Linked DNA regions of Mus musculus: regions 2, 3 and 4 are each linked to region 1. The links are chromatin loops, found by intact Hi-C in ENCODE. Cell type or tissue: left cerebral cortex. All regions are shown on one strand. Each heading gives the region's core, and the rest is flanking DNA. Links, peaks and the distances in the headings are about the cores only. Region 1 has its middle 4.3 kb from the start of Gm33758. Region 2 overlaps Gm6260 (predicted gene 6260). Region 3 has its middle 22 kb from the start of A830019L24Rik. Region 4 overlaps Gm40161 (a long non-coding RNA gene).

The links. A loop is a pair of places that touch in the nucleus more often than their neighbours do. Peaks named below come from ENCODE experiments on the same cell type or tissue, not always from the same donor. Only the 100,000 strongest peaks of a DNase experiment are listed, where the experiment ranks them.
Region 2: a loop joins it to region 1, with 2.1 times the contacts of the local background. A loop is called at or near these places in 4 of 42 quality-filtered maps.
Region 3: a loop joins it to region 1, with 2.8 times the contacts of the local background. A loop is called at or near these places in 3 of 42 quality-filtered maps.
Region 4: a loop joins it to region 1, with 3 times the contacts of the local background. A loop is called at or near these places in 2 of 42 quality-filtered maps.

Annotation. Positions count from the first base shown.
Region 1 is chr3:143,595,300-143,603,682 of GRCm38, forward strand. No RefSeq gene overlaps it. Among named protein-coding and RNA genes, the nearest start is that of Gm33758, 4.3 kb to the right of the region's middle. In left cerebral cortex, for the core only: a CTCF peak has its summit at 3,982 (motif pointing right); DNase peaks (open chromatin) are centred at 1,898, 2,458, 3,996, 5,296 and 1 more place; H3K27ac peaks cover 3,950 bases.
Region 2 is chr3:143,702,042-143,710,424 of GRCm38, forward strand. The region is part of intron 1 of Gm6260 (predicted gene 6260); the gene reads right to left. Among named protein-coding and RNA genes, the nearest start is that of Gm6260, 5.9 kb to the right of the region's middle. In left cerebral cortex, for the core only: no CTCF peak of the experiment used is centred there; a DNase peak (open chromatin) is centred at 4,820; H3K27ac peaks cover 984 bases.
Region 3 is chr3:143,260,592-143,268,974 of GRCm38, forward strand. No RefSeq gene overlaps it. Among named protein-coding and RNA genes, the nearest start is that of A830019L24Rik, 22 kb to the left of the region's middle. In left cerebral cortex, for the core only: no CTCF peak of the experiment used is centred there; DNase peaks (open chromatin) are centred at 3,726 and 5,914; H3K27ac peaks cover 3,675 bases.
Region 4 is chr3:144,014,960-144,023,342 of GRCm38, forward strand. Gm40161 (a long non-coding RNA gene) reads right to left here. Exons shown (of 3, transcript XR_867687.1): 2 at 4,704-4,775; 3 at 3,085-3,187. Among named protein-coding and RNA genes, the nearest start is that of Gm40161, 35 kb to the right of the region's middle. In left cerebral cortex, for the core only: no CTCF peak of the experiment used is centred there; DNase peaks (open chromatin) are centred at 3,857, 4,570 and 5,640; H3K27ac peaks cover 1,677 bases.

The DNA.
Region 1 (8,383 bases), core at 1,101-6,100:
TGAGTGCCAAGTGAAAAGTCTTAGAACATAGAATGTGGAGAAGGGTTATTTTTGGATTAAACTCCATGTTTTCAGTGGCTTTTCTCCCCCTCTGAGGAAAAAAAAAATAAGATTGAGAGGAATTTCGCAAATGCCAAGACCACTTAATAGCAGAATTACAGCTGACGATAAATGCAGCACTCTTAAAGCTTGTCCTTTCTCTGTTATTAACTTTGTTCTTTTGGTTGTGCCAGAGAAAGCACAAGAGATAGAAATTGGCAGAAATATGGATCTGAAGAACAGAAATTCAACTCAAATGAAAATACCGTGAAAGCCTCTAGTTGAAATAAAGTCTTTTGTTTAATAGCATAACTTTCGCCATCAAGAAAAGGTTTATTTGAATCAAAAGTAGAATTTAGGACGGTGTTATCTAATCATTATTAATTCTGCATGCACAGGGGGAATTTTCTATTTCCAAAGTGGTTCACGATCATTAGTTAATCCACTCAGCATGCTTGGTCTAAATTGTTCTATGCACTTAACAGATAAGAAGGGTTGCATCTGATACACAGGCAGCAGGACACACTGAGTGATGGACTGCTAACCCAGAGCAGGGCCTCATCTTAACCACTCACTTGGTTATTTTACTCTGGGCACCAGGCCTCTACCCACAGCATTTTCAGACAAGGACTCCATTTGTTTGAAGAATAAGCACATATGTTACATAAAATCTCCAACAATCGATTGAAGGCTCCAAATATGGATTTTCCCAGTGACTCTTTTTAATATCAAGTAGTCTCTCAGTTTCCCTTGTGAGTAAAGTACTTCTTTTAAAGGGCTAGTCTTTCTATCAACATGGCTATGAAGAGTCAACATTACAGTAAGGATAGATGTAGACTGCCCAGTGCTGTGTTGTCCAGAGGGTCTCAGTGCCTTGGGATCAATGACTTGGTTCCTTGCTTGCCTTCGCTTCCCAGTCTACCTTCCCCTCCCCCTCTATCCTCTTCCCTCTCATCCCTTCTCCATTTTTTTTCTCATTTCTGTTCCTTTTCCTTGCCTGTCATTTAGGCTGTCAACTACCCTCATCTGTGCTCCCATGTGAAGTTTGCCACTTTCACTTTTCCACTTGGAAAGGGGACTCCCGTAGGCACAGTGCTAGCTGTTCCAGTGTGAGTGGCTCAGACAGGAACCAAATGCCAGTGGCCAGCAGGGCGCTCCACATCTTGCTCAAGTTAAAACTGTGCAGATTCCCTTTGTTTTCATTTGTTTGTACCTACTCTAGCCAAACAAATTAATTTGTGGTTCAGATAATATATGCCATATGTTTAATTAGCTGTTACATGAAGTCTAAGGAGGCTGAGCTTTGAAACCGGATGCTACTTTCTTTCTAGTTTCTTGACTTTTAAAACTCACATTTGGGGGTTGTGTTTATCTGTTTGTTTGTTTAATTCTCCTGATAATAAAATTATCTAGTGGTTTCAATCTTTACATTTTTTTCTTTTAATACTAAAGAATTCATTACTTCTGTAAATTTAATTCAGCCCAAGATGCAAAATATACTTATTCAATAAACAGACACTTAAATGAACTAGAATTAAGGAGTTACCTCTTATTTTTCAATTGTATTTAAGTGTTCATAAATTCCTAGTGAATAGTTTGCTTGGTGAGATTTCTATGTCTTGAAAGATATCTTATTTGTCTTTAATATGTTTTGTTGCTGTCAAAAAAAAAATCAGTACTGGAGAAAATTTGATCTACTCCTAGAAACGATGTCTTCTGAAATGCCTCCACAGAGGACATGATGAGTCACTATGGCGTCAGGAGAAGACATGACGAAGCCCAGGCTTCTCTGATGGTGCCAGTGCTTGCCTCTGCAGTGAGAAAGCATTCAGGTTACATGGAGTGATAATCTGGCTGGAGGAAGGGAGCCGGCTAAGTCTGCCTGGAATGTCTGGCTGCCGGTTGGCAGACGGAGCCCTTTTTTCACCTTGAATCTGCCAGGCTAAGGATGCTTTCATGGTAATTTTCCGATGTCTTCCTTGATCAGTAGACTGCAGCATTTTATCATTCTGCAGATTTTGTTTTCTTCATGGGCTATTACGTCCACTGAACTGCACTTAACATCTATTAGCTTAGGTCTCCAGAAGATCAAAGTCCCTCTGTAGCTGATTATTCTGCTCTTTGCAATTTGTGTCTCTCCCTCGCCCTGCCCCTCCCCACCAATCCAGGGGCCTTGCACGTTTAGAGATTAGCTTTCAGTGGCTTCTCCTAAACAATTTATAGACATAAAAGCATCATAAAGAGGACTCCGTGCCTCTAGAAAGAAAACAAGACTGAAAAAAAAAGTGAAGAGAGCAACGGAGATTCTGTAATGTTTCTGTCTCAATATGAATCTTTTAAAACTCATGCTTCACTATATGTTTTGAAGTGGGATGCGTGAGGGAGACAGGAAGAAGTGCAGTTCCCATAGAGATCCATTCCTTTCCCTAAAGCACTCACTGTGTTGCTTCCTTTTCTTGCAAAGCCGATCCTGTCTCCCACATTTTAGCTGACCCCATTTGCATTGCTTTTCGGGGGAACCTGGTCACAGTGCCAGTGTCCCCTTCTTCTTAAGGGGCACTGCTAACCTTAATGACTGGCTTCTGGTGGAGGATTGGTTTTCATTTCATTCTGAGTCCTTAGTAACTAACAATCGTCCTCTAAATTTGCTCCCAAGGCTGTGATGGACCAAAGATGCTGTCAGAGTTTGATCCTGTCTCAACAGCAGACCAGACCCTGTCCTGACAGGGCTTTTGCACCAGCCCTATAAGGAATACTTTTAGAGACTGTATAAGAGGCCCACTGTAGTCTGTCAGCACTTGTGAAAAGTGTGCTTGTGAGTTGAGACAGACATTAGAAACTCAAACTAAAGCTAACAACTGAAAACAAACGAACAAACAAAATATGCTGAAGTTTAGGAAGATTTCGATCTGGAAGGACTATTGAAATAAAGGCCTGGGACCTTTACCCCCAACCTCGAAAGATATATCCAAGGAACTATTTACAGTATAATGACTCCAAGAACCCATAGCAAGAAGAAGGAGGAAATGGAGGAAGGACAGGAGGAAGGGGGAGAGAGAGGAGAGAGATTCCCAAACAGAATCTGTTCAGATCACGGGGAGATCTTGTTCCAATAGACTATGAGCTGGTAGGTCTGGGTAGAACCCAAGAGTCTCAGACGTTCTGGCTGGCTCGGGTGCTCTCAGGACAACACACAGACAGTGAGATATTCCCTATGGTCCACAACTGCTCTGACACTGCAGCAAGCTATTCCCTCTGTGCAGTTCTTTTCCTTCCCTGGAGACACTGGATTTCAATGGATGGTGAAGAGACCTTGAACCGTGACCTTAAGCTTGGCTGTAGGAGATAACTCTCAAGCCATAGCCCATGATAATTAAATCCCCAAAAATTGGCCACAAGAATCAGTAGTTTTAAAAATTCTTCTGGTAGTTCCAATATATACCCATGATAGAGAATAGAAGCTTTTTAACAAAAATGATATTGGTGGGACTCAAAGAAACATGACTATCGGTGGCTTCTCTGACACTGCCAGGCAATGCCATAGGTCTCTATATTTTTCATAGATAAACCCCCACATTCAGAGCTTAAACATAAAACATGGATTATGCAGCTTTCCCCTGGGTTAAGCTGCTAGGAACAATGTTAGACGACACTGAGGGCAATGTCTCCTGAAATAGGCAATGAATGGAAAGAACACAGACCTCTCTGGGTACCACTATTGTGTGAAAACAAATCCTGTTGCTGCTGGTCTGTTTGATTTTTAACCAATAATTTGGTGGTGCCATTGTAAAAATACATGCTCTATCAAACAGGCACTGCAGGTCTGCACAAACTGCTCATTGCCTTTGTGTCAGACTGATGGGTTTAGGTGCTCTGTCTTCTGGAGCTAACTGGCTACTAGAGTTACTGGTTCTTGGAGCTGCCCTCTGTCACCATTAGCTGGGCAGCAGGGGGAGCTACAGTTACCATGGAAAACACCCTGCGTGACCTGGCCCCTAGAGAACTTTTTCAAGTTCTCTTCTGAAAGTGTTTTTCCTAACAGCTCTTCAAGTCATGGCTAATGTTTACTGCCCCAACCCGAATCTGGACCAGAAATCCTCAGGTTCTTGTTGGGTCTGTAGATAATCTGACAGGAATGACAAAGGATGTAATAGTCCATAGAGCCAAGTTCAAGTCACAGCGCTACTGCTTATAGTAAATTAGGTCTTCCTGGATGATACTCCTTGTTCAAAAGGACTGAGCCACTATAACAGAATGTATCAAATATAAACTGAGTTCCTGGCTTTGACTCTGAACAAGGGCAAGGATAAGTTTTTTTGTATCAGTCCTCAGTCAAGTGGGTATGTATCAGATCAAGGACCGTTCCTAAGACTTAGATTGTAAATGTGTTGCAGAACATTGGTTGAGTAAGGACGAGGTTAGAGCCATGATACTGTTACCATGGCCTAAGAGTCTGAAAGAAAGTTTAAAACTGCTGGAAAGGAAAGAATTGATTGAACTCACTCTGCCCTGAAACACAAAGTCAGAGTGGCTGCTTTCTCAAACCTGAGAAGATTTTTGAAACTGCTATGGTTGAGCCCCTTAGAGGGAAAGCTCTCCAAAGAAATCAAGCCATGTTATTCTAACCTCCTTAAGGTGTCTAAGTATAACTCATCCCATAGCCAACGATGTTTTCCCTCTCTACTCTCAGTTGTACCTTCATCCACCCTCCCTCCCTCCTTGGTACTGATGTAGAAAAGGTGGAACCCCAGGGATTATTTAGCATACCTTTCCACTCACAGTATGGGTGTCTTTAGAATTCTTGTTCTGAGATGACCTAAATGTCTCCTCTGGGAGGAGTCAAAGGGTGATTGAACCAATACTTTTCTCTTTAGAAAACTTTGTTCACAATGATGCCCAAGGGCTTTAATGTGTTGCTATTACTGATAATTCTCTGGACAAAAATAATATGGAAACTTCATGTGATATCATGGTTTCTCTGATGGGCTTTCAAACTAAGAGCTACATGGCTTTGAGTCACTGGAGCAATATAATATGAAAATAGATTGGTACTCATTAACCTTAATTTCTTTTGCTATGTTATTCATGAATGTGTCCTAATTGGGGGTGCACTTGCTTTTTCTCCTGGATACATTTGTTCCAGCAAAAGAGCTGGACTATTGCATTCCAAACAGACAGATTGGTAGTGGCACAAATGCATGCAAAATACACAGTCAAGGCTCTGCTCTGTAGTCAAGAGCCTGTCTGGTAATTCTCCTGTGTCCCTGAAATTGAGTTGTTAGTTCACTTAGACCAGTTCAGGAGTCTGCTTCTCCTCACCCAGCTCTGTCTGCAGCCCATGCATTCCCTTGTGTAGTTCTAGCTAAGAACCTGGACCAGACTGAGATATTTGTAAACAAACACAGCATCTCTCCAGAAAAAACAAGTCATTGGAGAAAAGAGGAAGTGACAGTCTTCCTAAGGAAGATGACATTTTAAAAAGGATTTTCTCTTTCTTTTTGGTTCTTAGTGACTATAGAAGCTTGCATAACAGAATAAGCACAGGGAAAGACAGTTGGAGAGTCTCCCTTAGCAAGCCTGGTAAAAATTTGTCAAAAGAAAGAGATGGGTCAGACCTAAAGCTATTCTGGTTTTCTAAGAATACAATTCTACATGTTTTCTGGTTTTTAAAAATACCACTAGACATTTCCCCCCTACTATCATGATGAGCTTAAAGAGGTACATAGAATAAGGAATGAACTTGTTCATTAGTCATTTGCAATGGGAAGCTGAGATCTGACTGAATTTGTTGGAGATATCATAATAACCATCCCTGTTATCTTGTTATAGGAAGAGGTAACATCTTTCTAGAGTTCTTCATGAGAACATTGGATAGATCACCCAACAAGAAAACTGGTAGTGCTTGCACAATTGACCAGTTCTGAGTCTTGAGACCCAATATGCTGGGCTGGTACCCTTCCAAGGACAGCGCACCGTATATAGTTTGATTCTGGTTTCCTGGACTTATTCTCTCTTTATACCATCTGATAGTAAATAAGTCAAAAGTGTCAGAGACATCCAGGCTTCATCAGTGTTTGGCATGCCTTCTACTTTTCTCAAGTACAACTTTCTTTCTTGTCTTGTTAAGCATGAATTTCTGTTCAGAGTCAAATCCTACAGCTAGATTGAGAATGAAATTTCCTTATATCTGTAGGGGTGGTCAGATTTTCAAAAATATAAACTGAAGAAATGGAAAACTGGGTCTCAAAGAAACCAAAAGAGCATGACTGGGAATACAACTTAGGTAGAGCATTTGGCTAGCATGCATTAGGGAATACAGCTCAGTGGTAGAGCATTTGTCTAGCATCCATTAGGCTGTACGTTAAATTCTCAACACCAAAACCAAACAAAACGTTTCTATTGAACAAGCAAATTCCCAAGTGAAAGATAACCCAGTCCTAGTTCTAGATTGTCCTTGAAAATCCAGTTCTCAAAAGCAGTTCATTTCCCCAATCTTGTTTGGCATCCCATCCACTCTAACCCACTCAGCCTCTGCCTGGTGCTCTGTCCTACTGTGTAGGCGGAAGAACTCTAGGATGCTTTCCTTGTTCTGTGCATGGAGGGCCAACACCATCCACTACAATCAATCCCTTGCCTCTGAGAATATGTGTTCCTTCTTACAAATGGGGGAAATGCAGCTGGACCCAACTCCTCCTGCTTCCTACCAGCCCTATGTAAACTTGATGTAGCCTAAAAACAGATATCTAGCCATGAGGAAAGACTGGAAAACTCAAGAAAGTCAGGGGTGGGGATGAGCGGGTGTGAGTTGGGTCAGGAGGCAGGTTGTTCCTTCTGTGACATACACAGCATTAAATCCATCCCCACTCTCCCCCTCCAAAAAAATCCCTCAAAAACAATCCTTTAAGGTGAAACAGTTACATAATCATGATGGTTGTCTTGTCGTTTCTACCATTTAACAGGTAGGATAACTCAAGTTTTAGAGCCGAAGGCAAGACTACCAAGGTCATACAGTAAGCTGCCCACGCCGGGTACGAGAGTCAAAACTCCCTAATCCCTCGGCGAGGGCTCCTCAGCTCTGTCTCTCCCACTCAGTTGGCAAAATGTCAAAGGATTTATCAAAAATAGCCTGAAGCTAGATTAGGCATTTTAATACCCAAAGCACTTAATTACTAATACAGTTTAAGGTACATTAACCTAATTGGAAAGTTTCTGCATATGGCATAGGGTTTTTTCTTCCCTTTGAAAAAAAATAATATTAGTGTTTTTAAACTTTTTTTTGTGAGTTTATTTCATCTGCATGTGCTATTATTGGTTCCCAATTTTACAAAAAAGAAAAAAAAAAGACAAAAAAAAAAAGAGGCCACTGCCAACAGCTGTTAATGATATTTTCTCATATAAAGGAAAGATAAATAGAATAAATAGAATAAAATAACAAGAGGAAATGAACAATCAAAAATTTAACTGATAATTGCATGTTACAGCACTTGGCTGGCTAGGTGGTTGGCGGCATGCCATCATCAGGACCCAAGGGACATCTCTAGCTTTTATTGCTGCCACACACCACACCTTTCTCACGATCCAGCCTTCTCTGGGTCACTAAAGCGTCCACATAGCTAGTCTCTCTTCTGTTCCAATCTACTCCTCAGGCTGTGATTAGAAAGACCTTTATAAAATGCAAATGAGACCCATCCCTCTCACTTGTACCGTTGAGCGGTCCCCATGGCCCTCAGGAGAAAGCGGAGAATCCTTGACACCACTCAAGAGGCTCCTCCAGCGCTAGTCTGTCTATTTTTCCACTCTCACACTAATACCTAGCCATACTGAACAACCTGCAGTTCTGTAGCCTGGTACTGGTTTTCTACCATTCTAAGCCTTTGCAGGAGCTTCCAAGAACATCCCCTGGCTCCCTTCCTCCTTCTTTTCCTCCCACAAATTCCCAGTTTAATGCTTTATCATCTCCTACTGCCCAAGCACCACTTCTTCCTGAATCCCACCCTGCCCATCTCTACCCAAGACTGGGTTAAGTGCCTCTTTTGTGTGTTCCCATAGCAACTTGGCACAGAACAGACTAGGATAACGTGTGAAATATTTGTTTAAGGTGTCTATTTTCCCGGGGGCAACTTGAGAGCAAGGAATGTATTCTGTTAGTTTTGCTCCATCACCACCCAGCACAATGATGTTTACAAAATAGACGCTCAATAAAAACAGTTGCTGACTGAACAAAAGATCCAGTGAACTCAACCTGTGTGACACACTACACAAGGGAGGAACAGGTGTGGGGGGTAAAGAACCTCGAAAGGTTGTGTGGTAAGGCTGGAAGACAGGACTTCAGGGTAAGTGAGGG
Region 2 (8,383 bases), core at 2,315-7,314, 110 kb after region 1:
ATTTCCCTGGATCCCTGCATTTGTTTATATTCCTCCCTGCTTTCCTTTCTCTAGAGGATGTACAAAAATAATGCATTATCTATTTTCTGCTTTGTGTGCTTTCTCTTTTAGTTACTCTAACAAAGGGGAAGAGGCATTTAAAAAGGGTTTCTGTGTTTGTTTGCTATTTTTTCAACTGGAAACTCTAAACATGACTAGTAGGAGTTAAGTACTTGTAATTATAAGATCTTTACTTTTTTAATAATGTTCATTTTTCTATTCTTTCTTGTTTTGGTGTTAGCTTGATTTTTTCCTGTGTATGACTGGTGCGCATACATGGATGTAAAGGTTTGTCCTCCTAAGCATCAGCAGGCCAGAGCAGGCCATTGGGTGTCTTCTGCCGCATCCCTAACTTTTTGATTTGATTCAGGGACTCCCACTGACCTGAGGGTGCACCACTTTGGCTAGGTTGGATGAATGATGGGATTTTGGAATCTGCCCCTCTGTCCCTCAGCCCTTCCTTTTGTCTTTTGAGACAGGGTCTTGCTATGTACCTCGGGCAGGCCCTGAACTTCCAGTCCTTCTGCCTATGTTGGGAATCTGGATGTAATTCATCACACTCGTGTTTTTTGTGATCTTTAAAAATCAATTTCATAGTGGCTATCCCCAGTTCAATGGGAAGGGAAGCCCTTGGTCCTATGGAAGCTCCATGCCCCAGTGTATGGGCATGCTAGGGCAGTGAGGCCAAGTGGGAGTGGGTGACTGTGTGGGGGACCACCCTCATAGAAGCAGAGGGGAGGGGGAGGAGGAGGGGATTTGCCAAGGGGAAACTGGGAAGGGGGAAAACATTTGAAATGTAAATAAATAAAATAACCAATAAAAAATCAAGTTTATAACAGAATGTTTAAATGTTATGATGTGTTTTCCACATTTTGCCTGCTTCAAAAACCTGAGGCACATGTCTCCTCAACATCCTGTCCTCTCATCTCTACTTTCTGGAGACAGACTCTCTCAGTGAGGAGACAAGAAGGAACCAGTGAGTGTAGGCTCCACACCGGCACCATCACAATATCTATATGGAACCAAACAGAACATGTAGAGTCTCATCTGCTAAATACTGAATTGATTGATTTTGAACACAATGATATCGGCTCCACTGCCCGTTTTCTAGCAGCTGAACACGGGAGTGCCGTCAGGAAGCAATGTTTCCATAATTGCAAGCACATTGTAGAAGATGGGAAGTAACAGTTGGTTTATTTTTCACCATGAGTGTGAACCATCACTTAATGCTCATTACAGCTCTGCTAGGTGGATTACTATGCTCATCTTACAAATGGAGAGGGCTGGAGAGTTAATAGGCCTCCCAGCCAACAGCGTGGATTTGAACACAGCCTTTTCCTCCTCCGAAGCCTATCCCTCCACACCTGTGTGGAGCTGCATCACTGTCAGTGGCAAGAGTGGTGTTGGTTATTAAACCAGTCAGGAAGAACACAAGCAAGGCACATGCATTCAGACAGAGCGAAAGGACCACAGACAATTCTGCACACCACAATTGGTGTCACCGGCATCATTTCTGGATAGCACAGCATAGTCATTAATGTTCATAATGATAAAACCAAGTCATCAAAAAAAGATTAATTACATTCCATCCATTCTGTTTAAGAAGGCAGAGAAGTGTGAAATCCATTTTAGAAAGATTTCCATCAAAAATGATTAAAATTTTCAACTATCCAGAATGATTCATTCCCTGGGGTTTCTACATAGCCAGATATGTAAATGAAAAACACAAATATTTGCTGCACATTTCTTGAAAGTGAAATAAAACAGCGCACACACACACACACACACACACACACACACACACACACACACACACGGAACCAAATGCTTTAAGTGTGTTTAGGATGAGATATTCCTATAGCGCTTACCAGAGTGTAAACATATATAAACTAGTGTGCTTTTATTTTTCTAAATAGCTTCTGTGTGTATTTATTGATCAGCTGTCCATTTGAATGGCTGTCACTCCTGCCAGGGAGACTAATTATTTTGATAATTTTATTATGAAGTCTTTTAAAGAAGGATTGATGCACTCTCCTCATTTTGAGCACATAGGTGACTGCATCTTAACAGATTCTTTAAAAAACGGCCTTTAGTGATAAAATCAATAAATGAATACTTCTCATCATCAGTGAAGTTGTTATTATGTGGTAAAAGAATTCCTGCTGACCATAGATAGGAAAAGGATTAAATAGCATTAAAAAATGGCAAACCTGATTGACAGGATGATATATATTTATTTCAAATCACAATCTGTAAAGTGCTGACATAGATATTTATTTACCTCAAAATCCTCCTTTCTTAGAAAATTTTTGGCTTTTGATAGCACTCAATATGTATTGAATTAATGAATGACACAACATTAATAATCAAGTGGTAAAACTGATTTCTTACATAATGAAATGATTAATACAATAGAATTTGTTAGCAGTAATATGCACGCAAGTTAATCAAGCAATATCTGAAAAGTTATGTGTCAAGTTATTACATGTAGTCACACAGGTAAATCTCTCACCTTTCCCTTTTATATGACACTTAAATGGCTGCAGCACATCCATATTACATTTATAATTAAAACAATTTATGCTGCATTATAAAATATTTTGCTACTCTTGACAAAATATAAGTTGTATTTGGTACTGCAATAAAAAGTATGATATCTGTTACCTATAATGTAGAATATTTACCATGATAGATAGTCAAACCAGTCATTTAAGAAGGCAGAACTGGGTCTGGAGAGACAGCTCAGTTAGTAAAGTGCTTCCTGAATAAACATGAGAACTGACTTCAAGTCTGTTGGAAAGCTGGATGTGGTTATAATAATCTGTAATGCCAGCACAAGATAGAAGATGAAGAAGGTGAATCTTGGAAATGCACAGGTCAGCTAGCCTACTATCTGCAGTGGCAAACACGAGACTCTGTCTCAAACAAGATAGAAGGCAAGACAGACATCAAAGTTGTCCTGTGACTTCCATACTCATACCATGACACAAGCTTGCTACTTCCACACACATTATATACACACAAGCACATATCATGCAGCATACAAATGAACACACACAAGGAATTCTTAATGGGCCACACAAGAGTGAAGATGCATGAAAAAAAAAACACAAAAGGAGAAATCAAAAATTTTCACCAAGCAGAGAGTAGTGCTTAGTGGAACAAGTAACTGTTTAGAGATGGATATGGGCTTTCCTTTTGGAGTTATTAAAGTATTTGGATCTAAACACAAGTAGAGGTTACATAGTATTAGTATTCCTCTCACATTGTTCACTAGGGAATGATGAAGTTCTTGTCATATAAATTCTATATCAGAATGACAAAACACCAGTGTATATTCATCAAATAAAAGTAAAGCAACATGCGTAAGGTGTCTGAAAGTTACTCAGTCCAAACATGGGGAACATCCTAAGTGTGATTCATTCCCCAAAGAAAGAAGGATGGAGAAGTGGTAACGTCAGTGGGTACCCTCTAATAATAAAAACAAACAAATAGTAAATGAAAAACCAAACCTTAGCATCCATTATAATTCGCAAACCTTTATAATGGTTACTTTTTGCTGCTGTGGTAAACCACCATGAACAAAAGTATGCTTTGGAAGAATTTATCTGGGCTTACAGTTCACAGGAAGAGTCCACAATTACAGGGAAAGGAGGAGCAGGCATCACCAGACAGCTCAGTATGGTGACCACAAACATGAAGGACAGAGAATGGAATGAAGTGAGACCATACCCTCCCAAAGCTGCCCCCAGTGTCATACCTCCTCCAACAAGGCTCCACCCCCTAAAGGTTCCATAACCTTCCCAAACAGTGCCAGCAGGTGGGGGACCACATTTTCAAATACAGAAGTAGAGAACCTTTCTTATTCATACCACTATACCTCTAAATGGCATTGTTTCTCAAAGCAAGGTCATAAAAGACAAAGAGCCAAATCATAATTCAGAGAAGGTGAACCATTCTCAGCCAACTAAACCAAATGCTTCTCTGCTAAGAACACAGCTTGTTCATCCTTGTTCCCCTCAGACACCATGGTAGTCACTTTCACAGCCATAACACTCTGCAGTGTCCTGTCATAGGAAGTAAAGGCTGTTGGATGAATGGTATTTAACAAGAGGACTAATGTTGGGATAGAAGAGATCATAGGTTAAAACTGATATTGACCTGTAGAGGACTAAACTCCAGAGATCATATTGTCCCCAAACCAAAGTGGGTTACAGTCTAAGAATGATACATTCTTTCCCTTTGACCTCCACACCTGTATGTTTGGCCAATGTCACCTTGCACAGGTATGTGCACAGCACATACAAAACTACACTTACTGCCTTCTACATACCCAGACTCCCAAGAATAAGTAAACTCATGAAAACCAGATAGTCCTTGACTTTACCTTCAGTTTTGCCTGTTCTGGAAAGACCTAGAAAGCTGGTATGTGGAAGGTTCTCAGGTTTGTTGATGTAGGTGGTCTGTGTGACCACATTTCTCAAACCTCAACACTGCCCCTGTCCATTCCCTTGATGGGAGCTGTCCTCCCATAAATGAAATCTCTTTCTCTCATAAATGGGACCTCAGGATTGGGGATACACATCATCGTTATACCCAATGAAATATGAAGGTAGACCTTGAGTGATTTGGGTCTATTTTCATTCTGTGCAAGTAGAACTTTATAACAACCAAAACTATCCAGAAAATAAAAATGTCTCCTGGTGCTGGGAGATTTGGAAACATAGTTGAAGGGCATATTTCAGTAAGTTATAATAAACTCTGTTACACAAGAGGGATTTCAATCGTTTGCTTCTTAGGGATCTTTCCAAGTCAGATTCTTTAATTCTATGATAAAAACAGGTTGAGCAGGCAGAGGAAGCAGATGATGTGTGCATATATAACTACTTAGAAAAATGTAGATCTCTATAAAAATCTGAGGTGTTATTTATATTACTCATGATTCAGGGGTAGTATCTAACACCATTTTTTGAAATTTCCTGGAATTCATTTGTACTTTAATAACAATATTTAATGAAAATACATCAATTTTAAATTTAAACTTTAAAAGATATAATGGGTATGATGTTTGAGAACCAACTTTTTTCTTTACTTTTAATATTTTTTTCTGATTTATTTCTTCATTTTTCCTTTTCTGATTTAAAATAAGTGGAGAGTTTTGTGATAGGCTTTTCATAAAATTCAGAAACATTTATAAAGAAAATAATACAATATCACAAATTACTCTGCAACTGAGAAACTGATAATAGTATTTAGGGATACTCTCTCCCCCTTCCCTTCTAAGTACACACACACAAATTTCATGGTGATGCTTTGACTGATATTTTGCATTTCTTTTAAATATATATCATTAACAGAATACTATGTTATTAAACAAAACATGAATTAATACCAAATTAAGTGGCCTTAGTTCAAGTTCAACATTGACCTGAAGGGATGCAAATTCAGGAGCTTATATTATTAGCACCTTCATATTGAAGCACAAAAGAGAATCAAACAAAAAACATTTTAAAACTTTAGTTTCCTCTCTTTGGAAAATCTTATTATTTCTACTTTTATTAGTCTAATACATATGCTGTAGTCACATATGGGTATAATCCAGCTGGAACGTGTTGGGAGCTTTCTCCATACTAGATTGACGTCATAGTGCCAGAAGAAGCTGTACAGACTACACCAGTAGAACTGTGACTTAGCCTTCCTTACCTGTGGATGCTGTGTGCAGCGCTACTGATCAGACAGACAAGATGTGCCTACTGTACAATCAAGTCAAGTCTTCTGTATATAGGGGTAACCAACTGCTTTCTAATTGGCTGGATCTGAGGCCTTCTTCACAGCAGGGAATTCATACCTGGCTCTGTAAACCTGGTTAAAAACCTGTGGCTAGGGAAGCCATAGTCCTCAGTGGGGAAAGTGCTGCTGTTATTGTCCTAAGCAAACATGATATGCTCACTGAATTGCCTTCTCAAAGACTGTGCGTACTCCTGTGGATTGGTGTTGCCATCAGCCTGCTCAAAAAGCTTCTCTAATAGCAGGTAATTATAGGTGCAAGGGCTGGTCTAAATGAGAATAAATGAGCGTTGAGTGCCCAGTTATGGATGGAACACCAGAAACACGTCTCTCAAGACTCAGTAGCTATCTTACAGTAATGGATGGGAAGACTGTAAGAGGCAGAGAGGGGCACAGAGTAGTGTAGAATGCTAACATATGGGCCTGGCTGCTTGGTTGCCTGCAGAAGTCTGCACAAGCCTGGGCTTGTCAACAACTTATCATAAAGGTTAACGGGTCTTGTAAGGCTCTACAGAACCTTACAATGGGGAAAGGGTTCTTCAATGGTGTAGCCATTGTTAAGTTCCTCACACTCTTGGAAGCAGCCTCTCAAACCCATAGTCCTGTCTGGAAGCAGCATTAATCAAATTCATCGCATCATTCCCAAACAAAGACATGAGAGTAGAAGAGGGACCAGTTGAGAAGGGAATTTTTTTTTCCATTTTTTATTAGGTATTTAGCTCATTTACATTTCCAATGCTATACCAAAAGTCCCCCATACCCACCCACCCCCACTCCCCTACCCACCCACTCCCCCTTTTTGGCCCTGGCGTTCCCCTGTACTGGGGCATATAAAGTTTGCGTATCCAATGGGCCTCTCTTTCCAGTGATGGCCGACTAGGCCATCTTTTGATACATATGCAGCTAGAGTCAAGAGCTCCGGGGTACTGGTTAGTTCATAATGTTGTTCCACCTATAGGGTTGCAGATCCCTTTAGCTCCTTGGGTTCTTTCTCTAGCTCCTCCATTGGGAGCCCTGTGATCCATCCATTACCTGACTGTGAGCATCCACTTCTGTGTTTGCTAGGCCCCGGCATAGTCTCACAAGAGACAGCTACATCTGAGTTCTTTCGATAAAATCTTGCTAGTGTATGCAATGGTGTCAGCGTTTGGATGCTGATTATGGGGTGGATCCCTGGATATGGCAGTCTCTACACGGTCCATCCTTTCATCTCAGCTCCAAACTTTGTCTCTGTAACTCCTTCCATGGGTGTTTTGTTCCCAATTCTAAGGAGGGGCATAGTGTCCACACTTCAGTCTTCATTCTTCTTGAGTTTCATGTGTTTAGCAAATTGTATCTTATATCTTGGGAATCCTAGGTTTGGGGCTAATATCCACTTATCAGTGAGTACATATTGTGTGAGTTCCTTTGTGAATGTGTTACCTCACTCAATTTTTAAGAGTGGAAGGGGATAAGAAAAGGAATTAGGGTGTGTGTAGGGCAAATATGATCAAAATATACATGTATGGAAATTTAATAATGAAATCCACTATGAGTAATTTGCATCTGCCAATTTAAAAACCATGTCTTTAAAAGAAGCAACACAGTTCTTCTATGTGGGCTCTGAGTCATCTCCATCTTGAGGGTGTATCCACAGACATGGGGCCTATCCATGGAACTCTGTGATCATGACAGAGATTCTGTGAATATTTCAGTGTTTTGTAGAACAGCAATTGCTAAGTTTTAAGCAGCCATGAGTGAGATCTTTCCTCTCTGAAGACTGTGGCAAATATGAGTATTTACAAGTAAGAAAACAGCTACAGGGCTGGTGAGACGGATCAGCGGTTCAGAGCACTGACTGCTCTTCCAGGGGTCCTGGGTTCAGTTCCCAGGAACCGCATGGTGGCTCTCAACCATCTGTAATGGGATCTGATGCTTTCTTCTTGTGTGTCTGAAGACTGCTCTACCGTGTACTCAGATACATAAAATAAATAAATAAATCTTTAAAAAGGAAGAAGAAAAGGAATCAGAGCCTCAAAGAAGTTTTCCATGGAATCTGGTAGAGAAAACTGTATGATCCAGCACTTCCCTTTTCTCCTTCCACGGACATGTGGAGGCAGAAGGCTCTTTGGATGGCTCCTAGTTTGTCATTCTCCTCTGAGTTTCACATTCTCCTCATAGGATTTCATGTTTATTTACCTAAAGCATATTTCAATCACGAAGAAGTTTAATGTATAAAATTCTTCCCTTTTTCACAAGGGTGGGGAAGTGGATAGAGAAATAAGAGAAAGACACAATTACCAAGTCATTTTAATAGGTTTGTTATTGAGAAGGAAGATACCTGAAGAATTATGTGTCATTTTTGGAGCTATGAAATGGCATCCTTCTTTTCTTAAGGAAAATAATAGGACAATAAATATGAATGAGTCTCTCAAATGCATCGAAAGTTGTGGCAGTTGTAAATGCATGGTCCTCACTACTCATTCGACGATTTCATTTTCAATGAATCAAAATGGGTCAGTCAGAAAGAAATAATTCCATGGAGTAATTTATTTTTTCTCATTTTAAAATCCCCTCA
Region 3 (8,383 bases), core at 1,548-6,547, 330 kb before region 1:
TTGCAACCATCTGATATTTGGCAAAGATGCCAAAAAGAGCACACTGGAGAAAGGATAGCATCTTCAACAAATGGCACTTGGAAAATTAGATGTCTGTGTGTAGAAGAATGAAATTAGAACCACGTCTATCATCCTGCACATAAACCAACTCCAAATGGATCAAAGCCCTCAGTGTGAAACTTCACACACTGAAACAGTTACGAGTAAACTTAGGCAGCACATATAAATTACAAGTGCAGGAAAAGACTTTCTGAATAAGAAGACCCTGTTTGCTCAGGAGTTGGGGCCAACAAATGACAAATGGGACTTTGTAGAACTAGAAGGCTTGTGCGGCAAAAGAAACAACTTGAGTGAAGGAAAAGCCCACAGAGTGGGAGAGGTCTATGCATTTGATAGAGGCTTAGTATCTAGAATATACTGTGAACTAAAACCTCAGAAAGTCAAGGAAGCAAATACCTATTAAAAATGAAGTATGGAAGGTCTAGAGAGATGGCTCAGTGGTTAAGAGCACTGACTGTTCTTCTAGAGGTCCTGAGTTCAATTCCCAGCAAATACATGGTGGCTCACAACCATCTGTAATGGGATCTGATGCCCTATTCTGCTGTGTCTGAAGAGAGCAACTGTGTAGTCATATACATAAAATAAATAAATCTTTAAAACAAAATGGGGCTTGGATCTGAACAAAGAGTTTGCAAAAGAAGAGAGAAAATTGGCTAAGGAATATCTTGAAAGATGTGAAATATTTTTAGCAATTAGAGAAAGGCAATCTAAACCTGATTTGAGATGACTAAGATCAACAAAATAGCCTACAACAAATGTTGGAGGACTATGGGAAAAGGGAACTGTTGGTGTGATGACAAACGGGAGCTCTGTGTACTAGTATGGAGGTTTCTTAAAAGCTATAACCCAGTTATGCCACTCCCTGACATATACTTATGCCAGGGCCTAGCAAACACAGAAGTGGATGCTCACAGTCAGCTATTGGATGGATCACCAGGCCCCCAATGGAGGAGCTAGAGAAAGTAACCAAGGAGCTAAAGGGATCTGCAACCCTATAGGTGGAACAACAATATGAACTAACCAGTACCCCCTAGAGCTTGTGTCTCTAGCTGCATATGTATCAGAAGATGGCCTAGTCGGCCATCAGTGGAAAGTGAGGCCCATTGGTCTTGAAAACTTTATGTGCCTCAGTACAGGGAACGCCAGGGCCAAGAAGTGGGAGTGGGGGGCGTAGGGAACTGTGGGGGAAGGGTTTGGGGGACTTTTGGGGTAGTATTGGAAATGTAAATGAAGAAAATACCTAATTTAAAAAAAAAACCTCAACACTTATTCTACAGATAGTTGTTCAGTCATGTTCATTGCCAACCTGTTCACAATAGCTGGGATATGGAAACAACCTAAATGTCCTTCAATTGATGGATGGATACTGAAAATGTGGTGCAAACACACAATGGAACACTACTCAGCTGTAAAAAAACAAACAAAACAAACAAACAAACAAACAAAAAACAATAAGAAAGAATGAAACTTAGAAGCTGAATAGACTGGAAAATATTATTTACCAAACACCCTCTCTGATTTGTAGATCCTAGATCTGGAATTTTTAATTTGAGAAAATAACCTAAAGTCACTACAGAATCCAGGAAAGCCGAAAGGGACTGTGGGAGTAGAGAGATGAGAGCAGAAGACGATGAGTTAGAGAGGAACATAGTATAAGCCAGGAGCTGTGAAAGAAAGAGTGAAGAGGGAGATGGGTCCTGAGGAAAACCATTGAACATTGTTTCTCTGGCCCCCACAGGCACTTGGATACATGTACTCACACTCACGTGCACACATATGCACCCGTGCACATATGCACATACACAAGTTCCTTTCCACACATGAACATACAAATACAGAATTTTAAAAAAAGAGAAAAGAAAAGAAAGCGAAGCTGGTGCTTACTGTGTCAAAGACGACTTTTCCACTGTAAGTCAGTAGTCGCATATTCCAGACTTTTCCAGATACATTCTGAGGACTACCACCATTCATTCGATGATAAAGTTTATACTTCAGTCTTCAATATTAGGGGAAAATATTAGGTTCTGATAAGTTGATTACTGGAAATTTCTCTCCTATAATATAGTACAATTAAAACAGGGTTTATGTAGGTTGTTTTGCTTTGTGTAATTGAGGTGTTGGGGTAGGTAACTGTCATTGTGAGATTCTGTCCTGGGAATATTAGGATACTTGTGACTATCTCTGGCTGCTAATCTATAGATCAGTAATTCTACCCTTTAGTCATAACAACTGAAAATATCTTCACATATGGCCAAATTTGCCATGGTTTAAGATGTGGGTGTGTGTTTATGGGGGCATGCAAAGTCATCTTCTAGAAGAATAGCATGGACTTCCAGGTTTCCACTGTGGTTTGTCTTTTGTGGATAGTAAGTCTGATCATGAAGTGGCTTAGTGACAATTTCATGATTGATCAAAAGCAGAGGTAAACACAGACCTAGATCTTGGGGTTGCTAGAATGACTTTCAAATTTTAGCATACTCATTATAATGTTTCCCATTTTCTGTTGCCAAAACAAGAGAATTCACTGCCTAAAAATGTGCTGGAATCCATAAGATGATATTCATTAGAATCTACTCAGGAAGAACAGTGTTTATGAAGGAAATGAAATAACCTGAAAACCTCATATGGAGTCATTCAGGGTAATGACAACCAAGTAACACCTAAATACTGACATTGTCTCATCGACTCTAAGCTATTCTGGCTTCTCTGGGTCCCCTTTCAATGAGTCTTAACCTTTAGGCCCTTGTATTCATCTTTATCTTTTGCATTTCTTACTAAGATCTTTCAAAGTCATTTTATTTATAACCCATACCTCCCTCTGTGGCTAAGTGAGTTTCTTCATCTTCCACCCTCTCTCAGGTGGTACCTTTCAGGAAGCTTGTTTTCAGCAAGATCTTGTTAGGTTGATTTAGTGAAAATCCTCTCCAAGAATGCTGGAGAGATAGCTCAGTGGTTAAGAGTGCTTTTGAGACATGCAGAAGACCAGAGTTTGGCCCTCAGTACCTATATCATTCAGCTCACAACTGCTTGTAAGTTCAGGGCATTCAATATTCTCTGGATTTTGTGGACACCCACGTGCACATAAATTCATCCAAGCACACTCATATGCACAATTAAATGAGTAAACATATAAATAAATATATAAGAAAGAAATCCTTCCTAATCATTGATCTCTTCCTTTGGGAGTTTTAAAAAAAATATATTTGATCTCTACCTTGCTCTATATCTGCCCAGACTATATTTGGACCTGAGCCTAATCTCTTTCCTCTACAAAATTCCACACAGTGCTCCCTGCTCTAATCACAGCAGTTTCATCACATACCTTGAATAAAATCTGTCTCATCATCTTTAACAATGCTACGACTTTTTCTTCAATGCTGCTCCTATCATGTACAAGATGTTATAACTATATTAAGACAAATCTGCACAAATCTCTTGCCTACTCTCACCTCATTTGAAGGAGGGATTTTTGTTGCAAGTATCCTGACACTTTAAAATTTTATAACCAAAACTAGAAAAAAATATGCCTGGCGAGAACACCAAATTAAAGATGGAATTAACAGCCCGAGATGACTCACTCTGCCAGGAAATGTGTTCTTTAAGCTGTGGTAGGGGCTGACATCTTGGATTGTCCCCATTAGCCATCTCTGGTCCACCCACAAGACAATAATGCATCCTCCTGGTTCAAGGAAGATACTGCCAGAGATGAGCTTTGCTGTGCCGCCAGCTGTTTGAGGGATGCAAGAGGATGCAAAGATGGCAAAAACAGATGGGATAGCGTTTGCATTTTCTACCGAGATATGAATATGTACATATGATATATTAGGGCAGCTCTCTCACACATCTCCTGCTCTCCTTCACACATTATGTTAACCAGTCGTCACATTCATGTATCAACTTCATCAGAAAGTTTTGAATGTCTTTTGTATCTCAGATTTATCCTCCTTCTTTATACCATTTATACCTTCCAATTTAGTTCAAACTTGTTAATTTTTCAAAATATGTTTTATAACATCCTCTATGGAAGATACTTGGTATGAAGGATACATTTGTTAAAAAAAATAGGTAGCATTTAATTATCCCACATCCTTACTATGCTTCATTTTATGAGGGATTCTAGATAGCTTCAGAGATATAGATACAAGAAATTGAAAATATACTTAAAAATTGGATGAGTAAAAATAAGTATGTTTGTTATGTTATAAAATGTGGGGAATGAAGGGAAGAAAAGTCAGAACTGAATACGGCTTCATCACTAGGAGATTATAATGCTAATGTTCTCTCAGTACACATATGCACAGCTATGAGTACATGCATGTGTATCTGTACTTGTGCATATGCTTGGAATCAAATAATAATTTTGTTCACATTGTTATGACCAATTTTACGGTCTAGTTGTATAGAGTCACTTTAACCCCTTTGACGATTCTTCACTTTCTTGTACTGGTCTTTTGCTTCCATTTTGTATAATATAATAAGCTAAAATACTATATGATGTAATGGTATATGAATGATATGAGTGACTTTAGATCTTTAGCTTCCTGGTATATTATTTCCTAGAAGTCAAATGCTGGGCCATAAACATTTATAGAACTCTTAAAATACATTACCAGCTCACCATGTACCAAATAGATTTGTTAATTTAAGTTTCTAAATCAGAAATGTAAGGGAGGATTTTAATTTAAGTAACTGAACATAATTGCTGGATAGGAGTCAACATCTAAAGACTCCAGAATATCTTTATGTGGTCCTCTCTCCCCTTAGGCAGAAAAGATGTTTTCTTTAACCTTAATAGCTTTTAATGAATGGGTACAGAATCAAATTAAGAGAATTTGCCATTGGCTACTCAAACTAGTTTTCATTTTAAAGATAACAAAATCATGAAGGGTGTATGAAATGTCAAGTATGATAAGGTGCCAGGCGTCATCAAGCTCAACTTTATTCAGAATTTACTCATTTTTTTTTAGAAACTATTACAACTACTACTTTAGTCTAAAACTTAATTGGGCAAATAAGAAAAGAGCATAGTTAGCTGCAATACAATGTTATACATAATAATGAATCCATGGGCAATAGACAGTGGAGGCATGATATTCAAATGTCTTCTGAAGACAGAATTGAGAAAAACTGCACAGGAGAGGTAGATTCTCAAGGGCCATTAATAAAATCTTTGGCAAGGGAGGAAGGAGTCTCTGGAGCACAGTAGTACTAAAGAGACTCAATGATATGGACCTGTATTACATCCAATGGTGATAACAATAGATGGATGGCATATAGAAGACTGTGGTGTGAATAGTGAAGTTTCAATTCTAGGACTTATTCTGTTATCATAGAAGAACTGTTGGGAGGTTTTGAGAAGTAGCAAGGCTCTTTCTGCATTTGATTAAAGTTGGGAGAGACTACGGATGGTGAAAGTATTATAAATGGCCAAAGAAGACAATAAAGGTTGGCATTGTGCCAGCCGTGGGAAGACCACACTTGAAGGGATGTGTGAAGGACACGAAACTAATGAACCAATCATCTGGCCAATATTGTTGAGTCAATATTCAACCAATGTTTTCAGTACTCTGTACTAGGAATCAAGAGAAAAAAAAACCACCAGGTACCTTCATATGAAGCTGTCATTTCTTTAAGTAAAATTGGCAATAGATGAGGGAGTGTGAAAATCAAGTGGTGATGTTAAATACCGTGGATGGACTGGTAGGATATGCCACAGTAGAGTTCCGGGAAAGCAGAGCTCCTTGGTTTAGATGACATCTAAATTGCCACACAAAGAGTAAGAAAACAAATGAACGCAAAGAAAGGATGCTGTCAGTGGGAGTTTTCTGAGACACAGATAACTCACTGGGAAGGTTTGAGAGTGGAATCGCAATTATAGCACTTCTGCAGTCAGATAACCATGAACACACAGACCCAGGGTGCTCTCTCCTTACTCTTCCTACTCGACTCTATGAAAAGGATATGATAGTGAACAAAGGATAGAGTCACTGTAACCATAATGTAAAAGAATGTTTGTAAAATTTAGCCTGCTGGCTTCAGACCCTATAGGAAGTAGTTGAATGGAGAATAGAGGGAAATAGGCACTTGCTGTTTCTGCCCCAGTTGACTAGGAAGTAAGATTGGCACAGAATATGAGCACATAGAGGTGTTCAGAGAAGATTCATTATCTGAACACCTCTATGCAAACCCATTTGGAATTTAGATTGAGAGGCTAGGTGAGAGGCTAAGATATGTGGAGCATACTTACCCAGAGTAATATATGAAGATTAAGGTATAAAAGTCTGGATGCAGCTCTTCATGAGTGCCTCATGGTCAAGTATGGTAATCACAAAAACAAATTTCTGACTAAAATCTTAATATATAAAATATTGTTTATATTTCTTGGCCCTGTATAAGGATTACAGCAACAAAAAAGGAATTGTCAACCAAAATAAGAACATTTGAAATAGCTGTAAGTTTGTTTGGCTTCCTGTGTGGGATCAAATGGGAACAGATATTTCCACCACTCCTCACAGAAAGCCTCATGTCAGCCCACCACCATGATGTGGTTTAATTTTTCATTGTCCAGAACAAACCCCAATATTCTAAATGTGATTTGATCACCTTGTTAGTCACAAGCTATCACTTTTCCTCTGTCAGGTCCTTTATCATCCTGGTTCCATTATCTAACACATTAGTGACTCCCTTCAGTGTTGAGAAATGTACCTATTTCATGGGTATGGTTTCTAAAGCTTTATTCATGTCGTTGAGAAAGATGTCTAATGACAAACAGAACGTGAATTCAACTACCCATGCTGTTGATTAGTAGGTGAACAGGAAGCATTTGGGTTTATGTTGCAAGGACAATCTGTGCTTGAAGACTTAGTCCAGAAAGGGTTGAGTGGGAGCACAAAGGAACTCACAGATGATGGTCTAACTTCTGTGGCATAAAGGAAACTGTCAAGTCTCTGCGTGTTTTTGGTGGGAGTTGTTGAGGCCACCATAAGGACATGTGAGTGAGAAGTAACACAGACAAATGGAAACTATGCAGGGTTGATAACACTAAGTGAACACCTCATTTTTAATAATTCCTAAAACAAATATGATAGATTCACATCTTCCTGACAAAGGCACTAGAAATGCCACCCTTGGGGCAGATAGTCACACTACATATACCCATCTGTGGATGGGTACAGGACAAAACTGAGTCCTGAGGAGGAGAGAATCACAACAGTCAAACTGCAAGAGCAGAAACAGAATCGGGTGCTCTTAGCGTGCCATTCAGAAAGGCAAACTAAGGCCTAAGCGCATGAGGTGAATGCAGAAGTTGAACCCTAAGGTGTGAGGTAGCAGAAGTATGAGAAGAGAATGGCTGTAGTCCCAGTGACAACTATGAATCAGTGTACAGTATCATTGCTATTGGAGACTAAGTGCTGGATGGGATAGCACACACGGAGGCTCAGGCTGTTATGAGAAATGAGAGCTCAGAAATGGATCAGTTTCTTGCAGGATGGGTGACTCATTCCCTTATGCAAAAACAGAGGGAATAGGGCCACTAGTGTAATTTCTGTTTTGTCTTTATTAACTCAAGTACTAGAGTAGTCCAGAACATGAAACAGGCTGGATGTAGACATTATCGGCTCCATATAGAAAAGGTAGGCAGGGTTTAGGAGATGGTTCAAAGAGTAAAGTGCTCACTTCTTAAGCATGAAGACCTGAATTGGATCACAGAATCTAAGTAAAAGTTGGGTATGGTGGTTCCCAATGGTCACCTCTCTTCTGTTGCAGGGAACATGGGTTAGTTGGAGGTGGGTAGATTTTTTTCAGGGGATCAATGGACACATCGTCTAGCCAATCGGTGTGCTGCAGCTTCAGTGAGACACTGCCCTCAAAAGTGTAAGGGAGAGCAACCGTGGAAGACAATGGACAGTGACTCCTGCCTCTCACTCACAGGCCTGCAGGAGAGTGCACCTACACATAGATTCACAAGCATGCATACACCACCTATAGCACACACATGAGAAAAGTGACAGGAAAATGTAGCTTTAATCGGCATACACATGAATGTGCATGAACCCGTGGCTGTCTTCCCCACCTTTTCAAAAAGAGTATTTTCAAGAACGAAGAGTGCAGGAGCACAGCTATAGGATCATGTTCCCCAGTGACAACTCTGATTATGTACGATGAATAACCAGTCAAATATAGAGCTTTCATAGAAGCACCAGGAGTCTATCCTGAGAGTGTGTCTGATTTTCACCTCTATAATTCTTCCAGTTCTTGTTGATGCTGATGACAGTGAAGGCAATGGCGGTATCAGTAGTTCACAGAGCCGTAATGTCGGATA
Region 4 (8,383 bases), core at 1,125-6,124, 420 kb after region 1:
CAAGGGGGAAAAGTAGAAAATATAGACTCAGGCTAGGAATATATATATATGCATATATGCATATATTCACTACAATAACCCTACCCTGCCTGGGAAAGAAAAGGTAGTAACACTGAGGAGCTATGCTTATCAGAGCACTCCACAGGCCTGTGTCTTAACAAAAGAACTACAAGCAAGAACACGCTATCAACTTGAATCTTGTTATGACATCTTCGTTTGTCGTGCATTTCCCATGCAGATATTTCCCCTGCAGTGCCTACCATCAGTGTAAAGCAAGGCTACTCCATTCCTACTGGTACTACTCTGCTTCTGTTTTATAAGATACACCACGATCAAAAGCAACTTGGGGAAGATAGGGTTTATTCCATCTTAGAGTTTATAGTCCATGATGGAGGGAAATCAGGACAGGAAATCAAGGAAGGAACCTTGAGGCAAGAACGGAAGCAGAGGTCATGAAGAAATGCTTCTTACAGTTTGTTCCCCATTGCTTGCTCAGTCCACTTCCTTAAACAACTCAGAACCACCTGCCCAGAGGTAGTGCTATGCACTGTGGTCTCAACCCTCAGACATCAAGCATTCATCAAGAATGTGTTCCTGAAGCTTATCTAAGGTCAATCTGCTGGAGGCATTTTCTCAACTAAGATCTCCTTTTACCGTATATCTTAGATTGTGTCAAGTTCACAAAAACACTCACTTAGCTAACACACTAACGCTGCACACTGCCCTCCCCACCAAAAAAGGAAAACGATAGAAACATCTGTTGAACGAGGTAGAAAATGTATATAGAAGAGGGTGATGTCAATCTAACTTCTCATAAAACGAAAAGGAACCCTAGAAGAAATTGTAAAAATCAAAGTGTTCAGAAACCTGAAAAGGCAACAAAAGAGTACAACAGGTAGGTGTGCTTGTGTAAGCAAAACATCTGGATTTTTACCTAAAAGGAAACACTTTATCGTATTGTTGGTGCCTTCTGTAGCCTTCAAACCCAACAGCCCCACAGTTAAACTGAAAACCAGCAACTAGCAACTATTGGAGATTTGCCAGAAAACAACTATTATTTAAATAGTCTTCTAGCCCCCCTGTAAGCAACTAGATGAATATGCCTCTATATGACTTGACTCAAATTCACTTCTATCTTCTACCTTGGGACCATATCCAAACAATAGAGGATAAGTGACATGCTGGAAGCAACTGTGACAAAAAAATAAAAATAAAAATAAAAATAAATAAAATAAAATAAAAGGAACAAAATATTTTTTAAAAATCTTAAGGATAAAATTGGTCAATGGGATGTTTTGTCATGATTTGAAATTTTCTGGGACTTTCCTAGGAATCTTAAACTCTGTAAGCCATGGGATTCTCCACATGCCCGGGTCAGACATGTGAAGACCCTAACTCTTATTTTGGTCAATATTGAATAACAAGGAAGGAATAAGAGACCCAACATATACTCAGAAACATTGTGAAGACTAAGAGGTGATTTTTTTTTCTCAGAAAACATAGGAGCCGGAAGACAGTAGAATGACATACTGAAAGAGCTGATAGAAAGATGAGAATTCTATATCCAGCAAAACTATCTTTCAATACATTCCAGATGAGTAGGAGCTAAGTTTGTGAATAGCTAGCTTGTCCTACAAGAGTCATGAAAGGCAATCCTAGTTGAATTGAAAGAACATTAGATAGCAAATGAATGTTTGTAAATAAGTGAGTAAAGATCATAATACAGGAAAACTTTAAAGTGCAGATTTATCTGCTTTACATTTTCCCCTATAATATTTAAGACTATTTCTTCAAGTAATAATGTCCAATTTCTACTAATGAGCAAATAATGTATAGTCATATTATTTATGAAACAGCAACATGATGAGGGGACAAGGATAGAGTTATAGAATACTAAAGTTTGTGTACATCATTAAAATCAAGATAATAGTAACATAAACTAAATTGTGGTAAAATAAATATTAATTTGGAAGATTCAAAATCCATAAAACAAAGTCCTTCTGCTCTTTTTATGGTTGTATACTATCCATTGTATGGTTATACTACATTTTATTACATAACAGCCTAATTTTGAAAATGTCAAAGAAGCTAGACACAAAAGCCACATATTTCATGATTGAACTTGCATGCATTTTCTGAGTATGCTGATGCACAGAGATAGGATGTAGGTGTGTGGCTGGAGAAGTGAAGGAGAATGCAGGATGGAGAAGGATTGCTAATGGCTGCAGGACTTGGGAGGCATAATGAAAGTATCCCAGAATTGGATAGTTATATTAGGTACTTAGACTGGTTGATACACTAAAAATCAATAGTTATATCCTTTAAAAGGTGTGAGCGCCTGACTCGCCAGCAAAACAGACGCTACAACAGGATCCTTCTGCACATGTTTATTGGGAGAGCTTGATTGCAGAGGCAAAAAGACCCCGAGCCCAGAACTGGTGCTGCTTATATAGGGCTAGGAGAGGCGTGTCTCACACCTGGATTGGCTATGCATTTACTACCTCATTTGCATGTCTCTCATTTGATTGGTTATACTCTCAGTACCTCACAGAACCTCATTAACATGCCCGGGCCAGGCAGTGTCTTGGCAAAAAACTTTACTGCATATGTACACATTGGTTGTTTACCCAACCTTATGCATGGTGGCCAGCAGTAGCCAGCACCACCTTGTAATGGCATATGTGGCTTCCCACAAAAAGGTTGGCCCCCAACACATATGTAGCAGAGGACTGCCTTGTCTGGCCTCAGTGGGAGAAGAGGCACCTAATCCTGTAGAGACTTGATGCCTCCTGGGAAGGGGGATGCCTATGGGGAGCACCATCTCAGAGACAAAGGGCAGGGGATGGTGAAGAACTCTGAGAAGGAGGACTGGGAGAGGCAACATTTGAAATGTAGTAATTAAAATAATTGATTTTTAAAAAGGTTTAGCTTCATGATATGAGAAGTTTCTAAAATTAACATTAAATTCTAATATGGATATTATAAATATTATTCTAAATAAATATTAAATTCTAAAACGAATTTTACTTATGTTTCATACACAAGCATGCATGTGTGCAAGCACATCTATGTGCATGCGCGGAGGGACACATACACAAACCATGGGGTAGGTGTGAACAAAAGTTTGGCTACAAGCAGATCTAAGGCCAGTTCTTTCTCTTCTCTTCTCGATGGTTCTTCTTTTCACCTAGAATAAAGAAAGATAAACGCTATAATAGCACCAAGATTTTTCAAAGCTTATTAGCCACCGTTCTAGAAAACCTTTATTTTGAGTTGTATGGTGGTTTTATTGTTTTATAGTAAATTATCACGAACTCGGAGAGGTTAAACAGCACAAAATTATTATTTCCCAGATCCCGTGGTCAGGAAACCAGACTTGGGGCTCTGCACTTCAGTTTCTCCTCAGGCCAGAAAACACTGTGGGCCATGAGCTACTAGGCAGGAGTCATAGACATCTTTATAGAACCGCACCAATCGGAAGTATGTTTTCCATGTATGCCAAATAAGTGCGGGCCTTGCTAAGAACATCTACTAGCAGTTTGAACATTTGGCAAGACATGATATACTTAAGCACTGAACAGACCTGGTGTTATATCTTAATCCACTATCCCAGGCTAGAGGCAAAGGGATTTCTATAGTCTATTACTTAGAAATTCACACACACACACATACACACACACACACACACACACACACACACACACACACACACTCGCACTAGGAGGTCAATCTCAGATGTCATTCCTCAAGAACCATTCACCCTGTGTTTTGAGACACAAGAGTCTCTGATTGGAACCATTTGTAGGCTTGGCTGGTGGCCAATGAATCCTGAGGATGGATGTCTCTGTGTCAGCTTCCCTAGCATTGCGATTACAAGGATACCAGGATGCCCAGCTTTGCACGCAAGAACCTGCATCCTACAGTTTACCAACTGAGCTATCTTCCCAGTTCTTGTCTTAGATTTGGCGAGACATTCCAGATGGATGACAAAGTTGAGATATGTTGCCCTAAGATTTTACAAGCCACAGGAAACTGACAAGGACCATAACAACTCCAAGTAAAATCTATGCTGGGCTGGGAAACAAGTAAACTAACATACATTTATTACAAGTACAGGAGAAAGCGGGGCTACAGATTAAATGACAGGTATGGTTCAGGTCTCCACTCTAATTTAACTTTTGCATAATCCCTATAGATTACTCGAAGTCTCTTTTTGGATTTTTATCCAAAATGTAGAAAAAACAGTACCAGCCCAACCCAACCAATGAGTTTAACCAGCTCCTAGCAAACCTCTAAAGCTGTGTTCCTGGTCCAGAGCCTGTCTTGGTTGGCAGTTTTCTGCATTTCAGACTATTGTGAGTCCTTGCATCTGTCCTTATGATCATATTAGGAGGTTGGCCCTCATGCCCACTTGTTGGGAAAGGAAGAGTGAGCACTCAGAGGAGCCCTGCTCCTTCCTCTCCAGCTGCCTTCCCTAGCCAATGCTCAGCCACCACTCTGTGAGATCTGCTTCACAGAAAAAAATCTGTGCATACTAAAGGTTCTCTGTAGGTGGAGGGGAAAATGTTCTGTAGAAAATTTTAATATCATATAACACTTCTCCCCCACACTGCATTACACATAGATTGGGCAAGCAGCACACAGCCAATTACAGCATGAAACAGGATCCTGTGCCCAGATGCTGAATGTCCCTTTGCACCTACCGGTGACCGTGATTGCTAATGCTAGGACCCAGCTCACTGCCACCGGCTCACCCAGACCCCTCCTCACTTCTCCTGTTGGTGGGGAGAGAAGAGAAAAGACAGGTCATGTAGTATGATATGAGATAGGAACATAAGTACAGAATTCTGCCTAAAAAATATACCATTCACATTAGCCATTCATCGACTCAAACTTGAAAATAATTAGTCATATTGTATCTAACTTAAAGGATTCCCCAGAGTATAAGTGAGATAAAATATCAAATATAGTTTGGAGTCTTTTAAGTATGATATAATGATTGGGTATAGAATAAGAGATATGTTAAACAAAATTAGGAAGGAAGAACTCAGAGAAAGAGAGAGAGAGAGAGAGAGAGAGAGAGAGAGAGAGAGAGAGAGAAGGAGGAGGAGAGGAGAGGAGAGGAGAGGAGGGGAGGGGAGGGGAGGGGAGGGGAGGGGAGGGAAGGGGAGAGGGGGAGGGGGAGGGGGAGGGGGAGGGGAGGGAAGGGGAGAGGGGGAGGGGGAGGGGGAGGGGGAGGGGAGGGAAGGGGAGAGGGGGAGGGGGAGGGGGAGGGGGAGGGGGAGGGAGAGGGAGAGGGAGAGGGAGAGGGAGAGGGAGAGGAAAGTCATATTTTTTCAGAGGGGAAATTGTCTTGTTTATTTAGGATCCAGGGTCTCACAAGAGCAGGAGCCATGACCCTGAGGAACTCGAGAGGAGATCCTGGTCTGTCATGGATAGGCCAGAGCTGTGACATTATAGACGAATAAAATGGCAGGAGGCAGGAAATTTTGCATGCTTGGTGAACATCTGCAGAGCCGAAATCTTAGAACCCTGCCTGGCCTATCGTAAGTACCCGTGAATGGAAAACCATTTGCTGGTTCCATTTAAAAATAAACTGTACAGTTTCATTTGTCGGGATGAATGACTGCTGCTGTTGTCTCTAGGAGAGCAGGCAGGCCAAGCTCAAGGCAAAACTCAGAGCCTGCATGTGTCATCCACAGGCCCATCACCCACCAGCATGGCTCAGATACCCACCCACCCCCGCCTCACCTTCCCAACACTGCCCTTTTTCAGGCCTCTCTCTATGGCCTTATTCAGGCTCCGTGTCACCTCCTCTCTAGAGATCCTGCAGGCACTCTCACCCACAGAGCTTCCCACACCATTAGGCACAGCTATGCTGAGAAACAACATGCTTGCCTCTACCAGAGCACCTAGTGAGTTTTACATTTGTGTTTTGTCTCTTCAGTGTGCCCAGCAAGACCACTAGTACCTCCCCAAAATGGCCATAAGGTGCTCATCTTGGCCACGTCTGACTTGCATTTGACACTTTCTCTCTCTCTCTCTCCTCTCTCTCTCTCTCTCTCTCTCTCTCTCTCTCTCTCTCTCTCTCTCTCTCTCTCTCTCTCTCTCTCTCATTATCTTACTGAAAGAATGCTGTCATTGTGTACTTGTTCCTGTTGGGGCAGAGGGAGGGGGTGGGAGGAGGAGGGAGGGAAAGTAAGAGAAGAGAGAGGGGGCAAAAGGAGATGGGGCAGAGGGAAAAGGAGGGAGCCAAGGAGGTAGAAGGACAGAGGGGGAGGAGTCAGAGGAAGAACAAAAAGGAGAAAGGGAGAGGGAGGGGAAGTGGGGAAGGGATGGTATAATTTTAGTTCAAAACCCAGGAAGGGTGAAACCCCAGAGGAGCTAATATTTCCATTTAGTCATTTTGTTTGTTTTGTTTTGTTTTCTTAGAACTGAAAATGAATATTTGTTTTAAATCACAAGGCAAATTAACAGCAGTGGCTAATAAGAATCTGTTAAAAATATCACAAATACTACATTTTGATTTATGTTTGTGGCTTTTACCAGGATACTTTTCTTCTTATCTGGAAGTTGGGTATCCTCAATACTACTGAAAGTAAAACTGAGTAGTTCAAAGCTATGGAATAAGTAAGAGGGATGCAGTATTTGGTATGATGCGATGGTTTGACTAACTGGATAAGCAAGTTATTCCTATAATACACATTGAATAAATGCAGCAAGCTGCTTGCTCATAGGATACCTGTGTCGTCAGAATGCTTCTTTTCTTTTACTTTCGAAATCATAGTATAATTACGTCATTTCTCCCTCCCTTTCCTCCCCCCACATGGCCCTCCTTTCTCTCTTTCAAATTCATGACCTCTTTTTCAGTTATTCTCACATACATATATGCATATGTATATACATATATATTCCCAAAAGTAGTCCAAGTCTGTATAATGTGACTTGATCCTTGATCCATTCAGGTTTTAGGGAGAAGAACAACATTCCAGCTCCAACTGTGGGAACGCAGAGGTCCCTTCTGATTGGTGGGAAAGGCAGCGTTTTCCCTCTCTTTTTGTCCTCTGCTTAGCCACCTTGACTTGCTTCTTATCATTCGGTGGTGGGAAAGGACAATTTAGAGGTGAATCTGGCAAGGACCTGCTTGCCAAGTCCTAACATGGCTGGTGGCATGTCACAGCAAGTCCTAACATGGCTGGTGGCATGTCACAGCAAGTTCTAACATGGCTGGTGGCATGTCACAGCAAGAGAGAAGCAGAGTGAGTCCAACTGACTTCCTAGCAAACCCATTCTCGTGATAACAACTTCGCTCCCATTATGACCCATGAATCCATCCTCCCATGACATAATCGCCTCTAAAGGATCCATCCTACCAACTGTCTCATCTTGAGAACTTAATTTCCAATACATGAATCTTGGGAAGCAGATTCAAGCCAGAGCAGGGGCTACCCACATCAAGGGGAATAACCTACTTCACTCTGGATACGTACTTCCATGCTAATACCATCCAAAGAATCCAGACACATCCTGACCCATATTTGCCCACATATCTAACTACCACCAGTTTAGGTGACATAAAATAATCACAGACACACACTTGTCAGCTTAACTACCTACTAACCACTACATAAATTTAAAAATCTTCTCAGAGGCATCTACTTTCTTTTTAATTTCTAGAATCAAAACAGAAGTGGATGCTCACAGTCATCTATAAGATGGAACACAGGGCCCCTAATGGAGAAGCTAGAGAAAGTACCCAAGGAGCTGAAGGGGTCTGCAACCCTATAAGTGGAACAACAATATGAACTAACCAGTACCCACAAAGCTTGTATCTCTAGCTGCATATGTAGCAGAAGATGGCCTAGTTGGCCATCACTGGGAAGAGAGGCCCCTTGGTATTCCCAACTTTATATGCCCCAATACAGGCGAATGCCAGGGCCAAGAAGTGGGAGTGAGTGGGTAGAGGAACAAGGCAGAGGGAGGGTATAGGGAACTTTCGAGATAGCATTTGAAATGTATATAAATATCTAATAAAAAATAAATTTAAAAATTGCACACATGCCACACACACACATATACATGCTCATGCATGCACAAAGAAAACAACTGTATGAAATAAAAGTGAATGGATTTTCATTCTCCACACCTCTGGCTTGTTCCACTATCGCAGCCTGAAGTATCAGGCCTGACTGGCATCAGAACAGAACCTCCCACAAGGCATCTTCAAAGTGTCTACAAAGTGAACTATCCAGAATCTAATCTCAGCTTCTTTTTCCCTCTCTTCTGCTCACTCCCGACATCCATGGCAACTTACATAAATGAACAGAATAAGCATCGTTTAGGCACAGCTAAAGCCCACATTTGTGGGGTGTTAGCAGTGAGC